3 separate regions of the Homo sapiens genome follow, and regions 2 and 3 are each linked to region 1. A link is a loop called in an ENCODE intact Hi-C map of the cell type or tissue named here. Cell type or tissue: dorsolateral prefrontal cortex. All regions are shown on one strand.

The links. Hi-C counts contacts between places; a loop is a spot of excess contacts. Peaks named below come from ENCODE experiments on the same cell type or tissue, not always from the same donor. Only the 100,000 strongest peaks of a DNase experiment are listed, where the experiment ranks them.
Region 2: it touches region 1 in a loop (4-fold over the local background); 2 of 110 quality-filtered maps call a loop at or near these places.
Region 3: it touches region 1 in a loop (5-fold over the local background); 6 of 110 quality-filtered maps call a loop at or near these places.

The regions. Positions count from the first base shown.
Region 1 is chr17:63,183,365-63,187,364 of GRCh38, forward strand. All of the region lies in intron 5 of TANC2 (tetratricopeptide repeat, ankyrin repeat and coiled-coil containing 2), which reads left to right. Among named protein-coding and RNA genes, the nearest start is that of TANC2, 220 kb to the left of the region's middle. In dorsolateral prefrontal cortex, a CTCF peak has its summit at 2,299 (motif pointing left); no DNase peak of the experiment used is centred here; H3K27ac peaks cover 378 bases.
Region 2 is chr17:62,993,120-62,997,119 of GRCh38, forward strand. The region is part of intron 1 of TANC2 (tetratricopeptide repeat, ankyrin repeat and coiled-coil containing 2); the gene reads left to right. Among named protein-coding and RNA genes, the nearest start is that of TANC2, 29 kb to the left of the region's middle. In dorsolateral prefrontal cortex, a CTCF peak has its summit at 2,391 (motif pointing right); a DNase peak (open chromatin) is centred at 2,398.
Region 3 is chr17:63,111,506-63,115,505 of GRCh38, forward strand. All of the region lies in intron 4 of TANC2 (tetratricopeptide repeat, ankyrin repeat and coiled-coil containing 2), which reads left to right. Among named protein-coding and RNA genes, the nearest start is that of TANC2, 150 kb to the left of the region's middle. In dorsolateral prefrontal cortex, a CTCF peak has its summit at 1,874 (motif pointing right); no DNase peak of the experiment used is centred here.

The DNA.
Region 1 (4,000 bases):
TTTTCTCTATTTAGTAGTGCAAGATATTAATGCATTCGTCGTAATACATTTCTAGTTTAATATAAATAAAGGATGTTTTCTAGTTGTGGATGAATGCTAGCAACTTAGTTTTGACAGTGGTTTAAATTAGTAATGTTAAGCTGAAATTTAAAAACTAAAGTTTGAGAGGGTCGAAAATTTACCTGCTGCGTATAATGCACACTCATTATTCGAGTGATGGGTACACTGACAGTCCAGACTCCACCACTGTGTCATACATGCATGTGAGAAATCTGAACTTGTATTCCCTAAATATATAAAATATTTTTTAAAATTTAAGTAAATCTGGTAAACTGAGTCTTTGTCATTTGTTTTTTAAAAAAAGAAATGCAGGCTGGGCGCGGTGGCTCACGCCTGTAATCCCAGCACTTTGGGAGGCCGAGGTGGGCGGATCACGAGGTCAGGAGATTGAGACCATCCTGGCTAACACGGTGAAACCCCATCTCTACGAAAAATACAAAAAATTAGCCGGGCGAGGTGGCGGGCACCTGTAGTCCCAGCTACTCAAAAGGCTGAGGCAGGAGAATGGCGTGAACCCGGGAGGCGGAGCCTGCAGTGAGCCGAGATCGCGCCACTGCACTCCAACCTGGGCGACAGCGAGACTCCGTCTCAAAAAAAAAAAAAGAAATGCAAATGTGTTTGGTGCAGTCTTTCCTGAGTGGGAAAAAATAGATAAAAGTTTTCATTAGTTGAAGATCTATTTAAAACATAACATATTTCATATATAATTTCCTTGAAATCTCTTGATTTCTAATATTATGTCTTTATAAGACAGGAACTTTAAATGAAAGATCTAAATGTTTAGAGTAGTAAGTTTGCTGATATTTAGTATCCCTCATCTGAGCAACTTAAATAGTATTAAAATATATAGCTTAAATATGTAGTGTTATTTGTTTTTTTCATAATTCTAGACTTGTTTCTTAGAGTAAAAAAGCATAAACAAGTATTGTTGAGAATATTGTTTCATTCTCAAGGTCAGTGCCCTAAGTTTTTAATACATTTTTTGTAATTTTGTAGAAATTATAAATACAGAAAGGAATGCAAATAACAGTTATGCCTTGCTATGAAAATTTATGAAGTGAACACAAATTAAGATATTGAATGTTTTCAGCAGTTCAGAAGCTTCCTTCATGCTTCCTCTGCATCATTATCCTCCCCTTACAAACATACCCACTGTTCTGACTGCCATCATCAATTATTTGTTTTACCAATTTCTGAACTTTATATAAATAAAATCATTTAGTATGTATTCTTTTTTTTTTTTTTTGGAGATGGAGTCTTGCTCTGTCGCCCATGCTGGAGTGCAATGGCACGATCTCGGCTCACTGCAACCTCCGCCTCCCAGGTTCAAGCTATTCTCATGTTTCAGCCTCCCGAGTAGCTGGGATTACAGGCGCCTGCCACCACACCCGGCTAAATTTTTTTGTATTTTTAGTAGAGATGGGATTTCGCCATGTTGGTCAGATGATCCCCCCACCTCGGCCTCCCAAAGTGCTGGGATTACAGGTGTGAGCCACTGCACCCAGCCCTATGTATTCTTTTGAAACTATCTTCTTTTGTTCAGTAATACGGTTTTTTTTTTTTGGAGGGGGGGTTGGGGACAGAGTGTGAGACAGGGTCTCACTCTGTCACCCAGACTAGAGTACAGTGGTGCAATCATGTTTCATTGCAACCTTGAACTCCCAGGCTCAAGCCATCCTCTTACTTTACCCACCTGAGTAGCTGGGACTACAGGCGTGCACTACCAGGCCTGGCTTCTTTTTTAAAAAAATGTTTTTTTGGAGCTAGGGTTTTGCCGTGTCACCCAGGCTCGAATAGCTGGGACTACAAGCATGTACCACCACACCCGGCTAGTTTTTGTATTTTTTTGGTAGAGAAAGGGTTTCACCATGTTGGCCAGGCTAGTCTTGAACTTCTGACCTAAAGTGATCCACCCGCCTCGGCCTCCCAAAGTGCTGGAATTACAGGCGTGAGCCACTGCACTTGGCCTTGATGGACATTTTCAACTTGGGCTATGATGAACAGTTTTATGAACATTTGTTATGTGTCTTTTGATGCACCTATTAGTATACTTTTCCTTTTTTTTATACAACTAGTAGTGGACTTGCTGAGTCATATGGTTTCTGTAAAATGGCAAACATTTTCCAAATTTGAAACCATACATTTTTTAAATGCCAAACCTTTTATCCAAATTTGATGCTACCAGTTTACATTCCCATCAGCACAGCAGTGTTTCAGTGTTCCTTTGCCCCCTACTGTCAGATGCTATTTTGTTTGTTTTGTGTGCCATTCTGCACTGTATATGTGTAGCAGTATCTCATTGGAGTTTTGATTTGCATTTCCCAATAATATTGAACACCTTTACATGTGCTTATTAGCTATTTGGATATTCTCTTTTGTAAATCCTGTATAGATCTTTTGTCTATTTTTTAATTGGATTGTCTTTCTTGTTGATTTGTAGTAGTTATCTCACTCTATGGCTTGCCCTTTTACCTTCTTAATGGTGTCTTTGGTGAAAAGATTGACTTTGCCAATCTTTTTTCTTAATGGTTGTTGCCTTTTGGGCCTTTGTAAGAAATATTTACCTAGTTCTAGGTCATAAAGTTACACTAAAAGGTCGTTTTCCAGAAGACTTATTGCTTCACTTTTTACCTTTGGGTCTATAATCTATATGAAACTTATTCTTTTAAGGACAGGATTTACTTTTCCATATGGATATCATATTGATCTGTCACCAATACTTGAAAACACTCTCATGTTACTGAAACACTGCAGTGAAACTTTTGTTCTGAATCAGGTGATTATATATAGAGAGAGATCTGTTTTTGGATTTTTAAACTCTGTTCCATTGACCACCTTTTTATCTATGCTTTTGTCTAGCTGTGTCTTAATTACTTTAGCTTTATATTAATCTCGATATTAAGCAGTATGCCCTTCTCTCTCTCTCTTTTTTTTTTTTTTTTTTTGAGACAGTGTCTCACTCTTGTTGCCCAGCCTGGAGTGCAATGGCGCAACCTCGGCTCACTGCAACTTCCGCCTCCCAGGTACAAGTGATTCTCCTGCCCCAGCCTCCCGAGTAGCTGGGATTACAGGCACCTGCCAGCACACCCGGCTAATTTTTTGTATTTTTAGTAGAGTCGGGTTTCACCATGTTGGTCAGGCTGGTCTCAAACTCCTGACCTCAGGTGATCCACCCCCCGCTTCAGCCTCCCAAAGTGCTGGGATTACAGGCGTGAGCCACCGCACCCGGGCTTTCTTCGAGTCTTCTATACTATTCTTGGATCTTTCCATTTCCATGTAAAACTTATAATCCCTTAGTCTTTATGGTGACATATTCCTCAACCAGATTTCTGGGAGCGTAGCCTAATGCGTAAACACACTGCTTACAAAGAGCCAAAATAAAACCAAGAACTACAAATTTAAATAGTTTTAATCAGCATAATGCATGAGTGCTGTATGATTTATTTTGTGTATCACAGTCTCACAGAGATTGTTTTTCAACAACCAGATATCTGTTTCTCATACCTCAAAGTTGTCGTCATTATTAAAGAAGTTACAGAATTCCATTCAAGGAAAGTACTGTCTTTGTTTAGGGACATATCTTAATTGGAGTGTATTGTGTTATGAAGATGAGACCCTCTTCATATCACCTGGATGGTCATGGATGAGACAAACATATAGGTCAAATAATTGATATGATGACTTGAGAAATTTTGAGAGTTTTGAGCAAATTCAGTGGGCAGAGGGGAGCTGGGGACTGATGCCTGGCAATATGGTGAGAGACTGGACTTGGAGATGACGGTATAACTTAGGAGTAAAGAGCCTGAGGTCTAGAGCCAGATTGCCTGGCTCAGCCACTTACTAGCCATATGAATTTGGTAAGTTACTTATTCTTTGTATGCTTTATTTTCGTTATTTGTAAAGTATGGATAATATTGCCTACCTTGTAGGGCAGTTTGAT
Region 2 (4,000 bases), 190 kb before region 1:
GTCTGCCTGGGTAAAATTCAGGAAAATCTCCCTATTTTAAGGTCCTCAACTTAATCACATCTTCAGAGTCCCTTTGCCATGTAAGGTAACATTCACAAATTCCAGAAGTTAGAATGTGGTCACCTTTGGGGAACCTCTATTGACTTGGTTTGATTTTGTTCTTGCTTTTTAAGTTTTGGCTATTCTGGGTCCCTTGCCGTTTCCACATTAGTTTTTAGATCACTTTCTCAATTTCTGAAAGGAAAGTAGCTGGGAGTTTGTTAAGTATTTTGTTGAATCTACAGATCAATTTGGAGACTATTGCCATCTTACCATTAAGTCTTTCAATCCATGGACATGGATGTCTTTCCATTTAATTAGGTCTTCCTTAATTTCTTTCAGTGATGTTTTATAATTTTCAGTGTACAAGTTTTATACTTTTGTTAATAACAATTTTTTATTCTTTTTGATGTTATTGTAAATGTATTTTTTATTTCATTTTTGGATTGTTCATTGATAGTCTAAAGAAATACAACTAATTTTTCAGGCCAGACATAGTGGCTCATGCCTGTAATCCCAGGAATTTGGGAGGCTGAGGCAGGAGGATTGTTTGAGGCCAGGAGTTTGAAACCAGCCTGGTCAACATAGCAAGACCCCGTCTCTGCAAAAGAAAAATAAAAAAAAATTAGATGTGTTAGCATGTGCCTGTAGTCCCAGCTGCTGTGGAAGCTGAGGCAAGAGGATTATTTGAGCCCAGGAGTTTAAGGCATCAGTGAGCCATGCTCATGCCACGCACTGCAGCCTGGATGAGTGAGAGCCTGTCTCAAAAGAAAAAAAAAATACAACTGATTTTTTAATGTGTATCTTGTGTCCTGCCAATTTGCTGAATTCATTTATTAGCTCTAATAGTTTTTTGGTGTATTCTTTAGGATTTTCTACATATGAGGTCATGTCATTTGTGAATAGAGACTGAGTTATTATTTCTTCCTTTCTAATTTGGATGCCTTTTATTTCTTTTTCTGCCTAATTGCCCTGAATAGAACTTCAAGTACAATGGTGTATAGAAGTGGTAAGTAGAATTTTTTTTTTTTTTGAGACAAAGTCTCACTCTGCCACCCAGGCTGGAGTGCAGTGGCGCATTCTCAGCTCACTGCACCCTCTGCCTCCTGGGTTCCTGGGTTCAAGCGATTCTCCTGCCTCAGCCTCCTGAGTATCTGGGATTACAGGCATGCACCACCACACCTGGCTCATTTTTTTTTTTTTTTGTATTTTTAGTAGAGATGGGGTTTTGCCATGTTTGTCAGGCTAGTTAAATGGATGATTTTTTCTTGTCCAACTTAGGAGGAAAGTGTTCAGTTTTTCAGAATTAAGCATGATGTTAGCCTCAGGCTTTTTATAGATGCCATTTATCAGACTGAGGATGTTTCTTTCTATTTCTAGTATGTTGAGTATTTCTTTTTTAATCATGAAAGGGTGTTGCCTTTTGTCAGATGCTTTTTCTGTGTCTATGGAGGTAATTATTAAAGTTTTTGTCTGTTACTAATTTGGTATATTACATTGATTTTCATATGCTGAACCAACCTTGTATTCCTAGGATTCACTTACCAGTTCTTGAGTTTGAGAAAATTAATCTAGGGTATGGTCATCTGAAGACTCATAGTCTGAGATTTCCCTTAGATGATTAATTTCACCTTTATCAATAGAATCTGGAGTACTGCCATCTGTCTTTTTGCATTCTTCTTCTGATAAAATAATTGTGATACATCTTCCTCTGGAAATATTCTTCTCTTTGACATTTTGGGTAGAAAATGAAAATTCTTGTATTGTTTACTGTGTTAAATGAAGAGCTTTAACAAAGGCTACAAAGCTGATGTGTCATATTTCTTTTATATCTTCTTGAAAGATGATGCAATACTTTGGGCAAAGCAATAAGAAAACTGAAGAAGGATGAAACGGTTATCACTTATTTCATTATTACGTCACTTTTAGATAAATCCATCATGTTTCCATTTTCTTTGGATTTTTTTCTTTCTTTTACAGTTTACATGCATTGTAGAATAATAAAGCCGTTCTTTTCAAGACCTTTTATAAATCCTGTTATCTTGTCTGGCTGGCTCACATTGTTTCCTGGGAAGGCCAGCCTGCAGTGGCTTAGATAGTGTTGACAGTTGTAGTTGGTTTGGAGTGGACGAACAAGGGACATAGTAATTCTTAGCTCATAATGTAAGGATCCAGAATCGGGTGGATTGAGAACTCAGTTGTAAATCTATCTGGAAATATTTGATAAGATATTTTATAAAATACTTGACTTAGTTGAAATTCAGAAGTTAGGCAATTTAGTCTAATGGGGAACAAGGTTGGTGGAGGGTGTTGAGGTAAAGAAACACTGGGTCAGCTAGCTCCCAGTATTGGCCACCAGATGGCCCTGGCAGTTTAGGTGCTGTATGAAAGAGCTTTGAAGGGGTAGAAAGAGAAAGCAGTACATGACCTGATAATAAGTATTGCAAAAATGAGGATTCATAATTGAAGCAGTGCTTGTACTACATACAAGGCTGACTGTGGAACCCATCATCAGTTACTTCCCTTTCTCAAGACTTCTTTGTTAATTGTCCCATTTCCTTCCTTTGCCCTCCAGTCTTGAAAGAGATTGCATAATTTGAAGCTCTTCAGTGCAGTTCAAAATTTTGCTTTTAGGGAAATTATCAAAGATTATCAGCTGGGCATAGTGGTGTGCGCCGGTAGTCCTAGCTACTCCGAGGCTGAGATGGAAGGATCCTTTGAGCCAGGAGTTCAAGACCACAATGAACAGTGATAGCACTGCTGTAATTATAAGAACTTCCAAAGTTATGTCCTAGAATATATCTGAGGCATCTAGCAATTTATCTCAGTCAACACTTAAAGAAGGCCTTTCTTGATAATTATTAGTCCTTCAGCATGCCTTTCACAGAGGAAAAAACATGCAATTTCCAGATGGTGGACAAATGATTTGTCTTTCTTGTATTGGCTTGATCCTATTACTGTATATAACTTTTTTTGAAACAGAGTTTTTACGTTTTCCAGAAGCCTCAAATTCATGCTAGATTTGTGTTTCTGTCTAGTATTCTCATCATTCACACTGTTCAAGCAAACTAAATATGGCCTGAGAAGGACTCCGTACTTCTATATTTGAGTCCTTGTGGACAAACTGTAACCCAGCTTAATAGGCAGACAAGATTAAAAACCTCACTTAGGAGTACGCGCCTGTAGCAATAGCGGAGTCTTAGCAAATCCCAGCAGCCATGTTTCAACCACTCATAGACTGCTGTGTGTTCAAATAAGGCAAATGCCAACCTGTAACCAGTGCAGCTGTTTCTGTACCTCACAGTCGATTTCTGTCCGTCACTTCCCTTTTTTTTTTGTCTATAAATTTGTTCTAACCATGAAGCATCCTTGGAGTCTCCCTGAATCTGGTGTGATTCTGGGAGCTGCCCAATTTGTGAATCGTTCATTGCTCAATTAAACTCGTTTAAATTTAATTTGGCTGAAGTTTTTCTTTTAAGAACACTATTGCATTTGTCATTGGTTGTTTACTTCTCCCAGTATGATTAAATACATGCTCTTTTGAGTTCTTCCATTCTTCTCTATTTCTCTCTTCGTTTTTTTTGAGATTATTTGTGATTGTATTTTTTAGAGCCTCTCATGCTTTCAGCAGATATTCACTAAATTTTCTTTTCTTTTTCTTTGTTTTTTTTTGAGATGGAGTTCCGCTCTTGTTGCCCAGGCTGGAGTGCAGTGGCGTGATCTGGGTTCACTGCAACCTCTGCCTCCCAGGTTCAAGTGATTCTCTTGCCTCAGCCTCCCAAGTAGCTGCGATTACAAGTGCGCACCACCACGTCTGGCTAATTTTTTGTATTTTTAGTATAGATGGGGTTTCACCGTGTTGGCCAGGCTGGTCTCAAACTCCTGACCTCAGGTGATCTGCCCGCCATAGCCTCCCAAAGTGCTGGGATTACAGGTGTGAACCACCACACCCAGCCTCTTT
Region 3 (4,000 bases), 72 kb before region 1:
TCTTCTCAACTGGGGCTCTATTCTTCGTGGACAATATTGTTAGATGGTTTTCTACTCTTCATCTTTGATTATGGTTTTCTACTCTTCATCTTTGATTATTTCCCCCTCTCTTTGTATATTTCTTTTTCAGGCACAATCTGTCTTTATCAAAAAATTTCTGATATGGCAATATTTTTTTAGATGCTTCCATATGTTTATGATTGTATAAATTGCTTTTTATTTTATTTATTTATTTTTTTGAGACTGTATCTCACTCTGTCACCAGGCTGGAGTGCAGTGGCACAATCTCAGCTCACTGCAACCTCCGCCTCCCAGGTTCAAGTGATTCTCCTGCCTCAGCCTCCTGAGTAGCTGGGATTACAGGCGTGCACCACCATGCCCAGCTAATTTTTGTATTTTTAGTAGAGACGGGGTTTCACCATGTTGGCCAGGATGGTCTCGATCTCCTGACCTTGTGATCCGCCCGCCTCGGCCTTCCAAAGTGCTGGGGTTACAGGCGTGAGCCACCGCGCCCGGCCATTGCTTTTTATTTTTAATCTATACCCTCAAACCATATTCTCTTTTAAAATTATTGACCATGGGCTCATAGCTTCTTTTCTCTACATTTTTAAAGAAATGTTTGCCTAAATCTGAAGTGTTGAATTGACGGTCCAGCATTCCTTTTAGTGCTGTGACCAATGAAGGGTCAAACCAAGGACACCTAGGACCTGAGATGGAGAAGGCAAGTTAGTAAGATAACAGTGTGGTAGCACTCATGAAGTAGATGCATAAGCAGACCCTAAAGATTAGGGTGGATCAGCAGTAGGGTAATTGTTAGGTGTCACAGGAAGTAAGTGGAACCTGTTAATCCAAGGGAATCTAGGGGGAGGCAGTAGGCAAAGTTCCAGGGAGGACAAGTAGTCAGCACCAAGAAAAATGTCTAACATTGAGGTCACTGTGTAAGGTAATGTTGTTTTTCAACAGATCTTTATGGAATGTCTGTAATGTGGCAGGGTTAAGGCTCAGAACTCTAGGACCCAAAGAACTGATAGGGTCACACTGGTCAAGAACCCAGCTGAACGAAGAACCCGTTTAGAGTTCTACATAGTCATTTGTAAACTCTGGGCAGATTAGTTCTTTTTGATCTTCTGTTTCTTCATATGTACAGTGAAGATAATAACACCTTAAGGCTGAGAGGAATACAGAAATGTGTGTAGAGTTTCTTTTTGTGCCAAGCACTTCTTGTGACAAACAAGGGGAAATAATAAAAAGAATCCTAACATGTGAAAAAGTTGTCAATCACTTGATTAATATCCTTTTTAGCTCCTGTGTTGTGTTTCCAAGAATTGGGTATCAGTTTTAAACATGGAAAATACCATGAAGATTACAGAAAAAAATCCTTCATTGTCCATCCTTCTTCTGTGACCTTCCCCAGAAAACTCACCATGATTTATGCCATGGTCCCTAGGAAGTCTAATTTTTTTACTTAATTGACCTTGTCCTTCTTTACTTGCTTAACTTCCCACCTGCTATGGAATGTGAGCAGTTTAGAAAGTGGCAAATGTGGAATTTAAGGGCTAAACAATTTTGGCCATGAGGAATACTTTTCAGTCACAAAGCATCACAAAAGTCAAATAAATATCCACGATTCAAAAGAAAGCCTTAGTAACTCTCTAAACAGGAAATAAATTATAGTATGGGATAATATAAAGCTTAGAACAGAATATATGTTCACATTATAACAACAGAAATTTTTATAATGCTAAACTATATATTTATTCTCATTATAGAAAATTATGCACCCAAATTGACATTCAGCCCATAAGAGTAATAAACACGTGGCATGGCAGAGTAACTCCCTCTCTTAGAGGAGGATTTTAAACACCAGAGGGCAGAGTGTTCCAGAGGACATTTTCAGTTCAGCTGGCCTTTCTTAATTGTAAATGCGCATCCTTACCTTGTCCGTCAGTCATTCATGTCGTGGGCAGAATTTCAAAAGTTAAGAAATGTGGTTATTTCATTTTACTTATTTTTTTCTTAAGACACAGAGTCCTGCTTTGTCACCCAGACTGGAGTGTGGTGGCACAATCACTGCTCATTGCAGCCTCAACCTCCTGGGGTCAAGAGATCTTCCCACCTCAGCCTCCTGAGTAGCTGGGACTACAGGCGTGCACCACCATACCTGGCTAATTTTTTCATTATTTTGTAGAGATGGGGTCTTGCTATGTTGCCCAGGCTGGTCTAAAGTCCTGGGCTCAAGCAACCCTCTCACCTCGGTCTCCCAAAGCACTGAGATTACAGGTGTGAACCACTGTGCCCAGCCAAGAAATATGGTCATTTTAGAATTGTCTATGTGGTATTATCTGTTTTGATGACTTTGTTTAGATAGCACAATGAGCAGTGTTTTGAGTTATACCAGAGTTGGTTGAACATCTCTGTTTTCCCCATTTCTGGTTAATGTTCATGTTTCTGATTTCTGAAAACGATTTTTAGAAAAAATTATGTATACATCTATATCATTCAGTAAATTTTATAACTTTAGATTAATGAAGTAAGTAAAGTGAGAGAAAGGAGATTTGATATGTGTATCTTATGGCTCAGTATGCCCTTTTATGCCCTGCTTATCAATAAAAACATTCTGAAAGAACCACCTGCCAACTCATGACCTTTTTCAAATGTTACAATTATCATTTAGAGGTAGCATCACACATTTGGGATAATTTTATTCAGGGTTTAGATAGTAAAGTCAACATATAAAATAAAAACTGAGTATAAAGAAAATTATCCTCAGAAATCCATTACATATCATTCACGACATTCATTAAACAGAAATACTGCTTCTCAGTATATCCAACCCTGCCAGTTTATCCTTTAGAGTTGTAACTATTTTACTCTTTACTCTCTTTTTCTTTGACCACCAGATGAAGTAGTTGGCTGATGTATAGGGATCACATATATGATTTTTAAGAATATATTTCTTTTTCTTCTCTGTCACTCATTACCCTACTGCTGCAGATTGAAGTCCTGATCTGAAGCAGTAGCCATTGCTAGGAAAGACACAACCCCGCGTAGAAAGTTGGCCAAAGCTTGAATTGCTATAGCTAGTAGAATGGTTACTTTCTTAACTCCTGTGAGAATAGAGATTTCGTATGTACATCTCTTCATAAATATTACCCTACCTTTAAGCACAATAGAGTTTAGCACGGATGATTACTCCTTAGAGAAAGCTTTTAATATAGCAAGACTGAAAAAAGAATAAAAATAAAAAAGAATGTAAAACTGTATAAGTTTTAGCATGACTTACCTAAATTAATCATAAAGGAGTTAAAAATTAGTAACCAAGGGGAAGAGCTTAACTCCTTAAATCTCTCTCCACCCTTAAGTTAAATCCAATTTTTCAAGCAAAACAAAACCTGTGTACTTTGTCTTTTGAAGTATTTTAATCATGTCCTCATCCCAGTTAGCTCCTACACAGCATAAGCAACGTTAGAAAAAATTATTTGTTGTCCAAGTTTACATTTTTTGCAGAACTTTTCTGGTATCTCTCTAATGCAAAGATCTGCTCAACATGACTTGATGATGGGGAGGTGGGAGAGAAAGTTGCTCTTTTTACCTAAGATATTGAATAATTAGTATTCTAAAAAGTCACAACTGAAGAGAATTTCCCTCAAAAATAACTACTGGCACAAGACAATATTTGAGTTAAAAAACTTACTAGGTAGAAGAGATTAGATTATCCAGGAAACAGAATGAGATAGGCTGTCCATGGAATTTCCAAGTCAAACATAATAGCTCATTTTTGAGTTTGCCCTACAGTTTTCTAGTTAGGTAGGATAAAAAGTAATAGGTTATTTTAAACAACTCAATCACTTTGCATGTTCTTTGATATTAACCATTCCATAGAAACCACTTATACTTCTTTATTACCAAGTTACTATTTTCTGAAGACATTTATAAGTCATGTTGAGGCAGTAGAATTACTTGTACATTATTATATTAAATAATCCTTGAACGCTAGTCC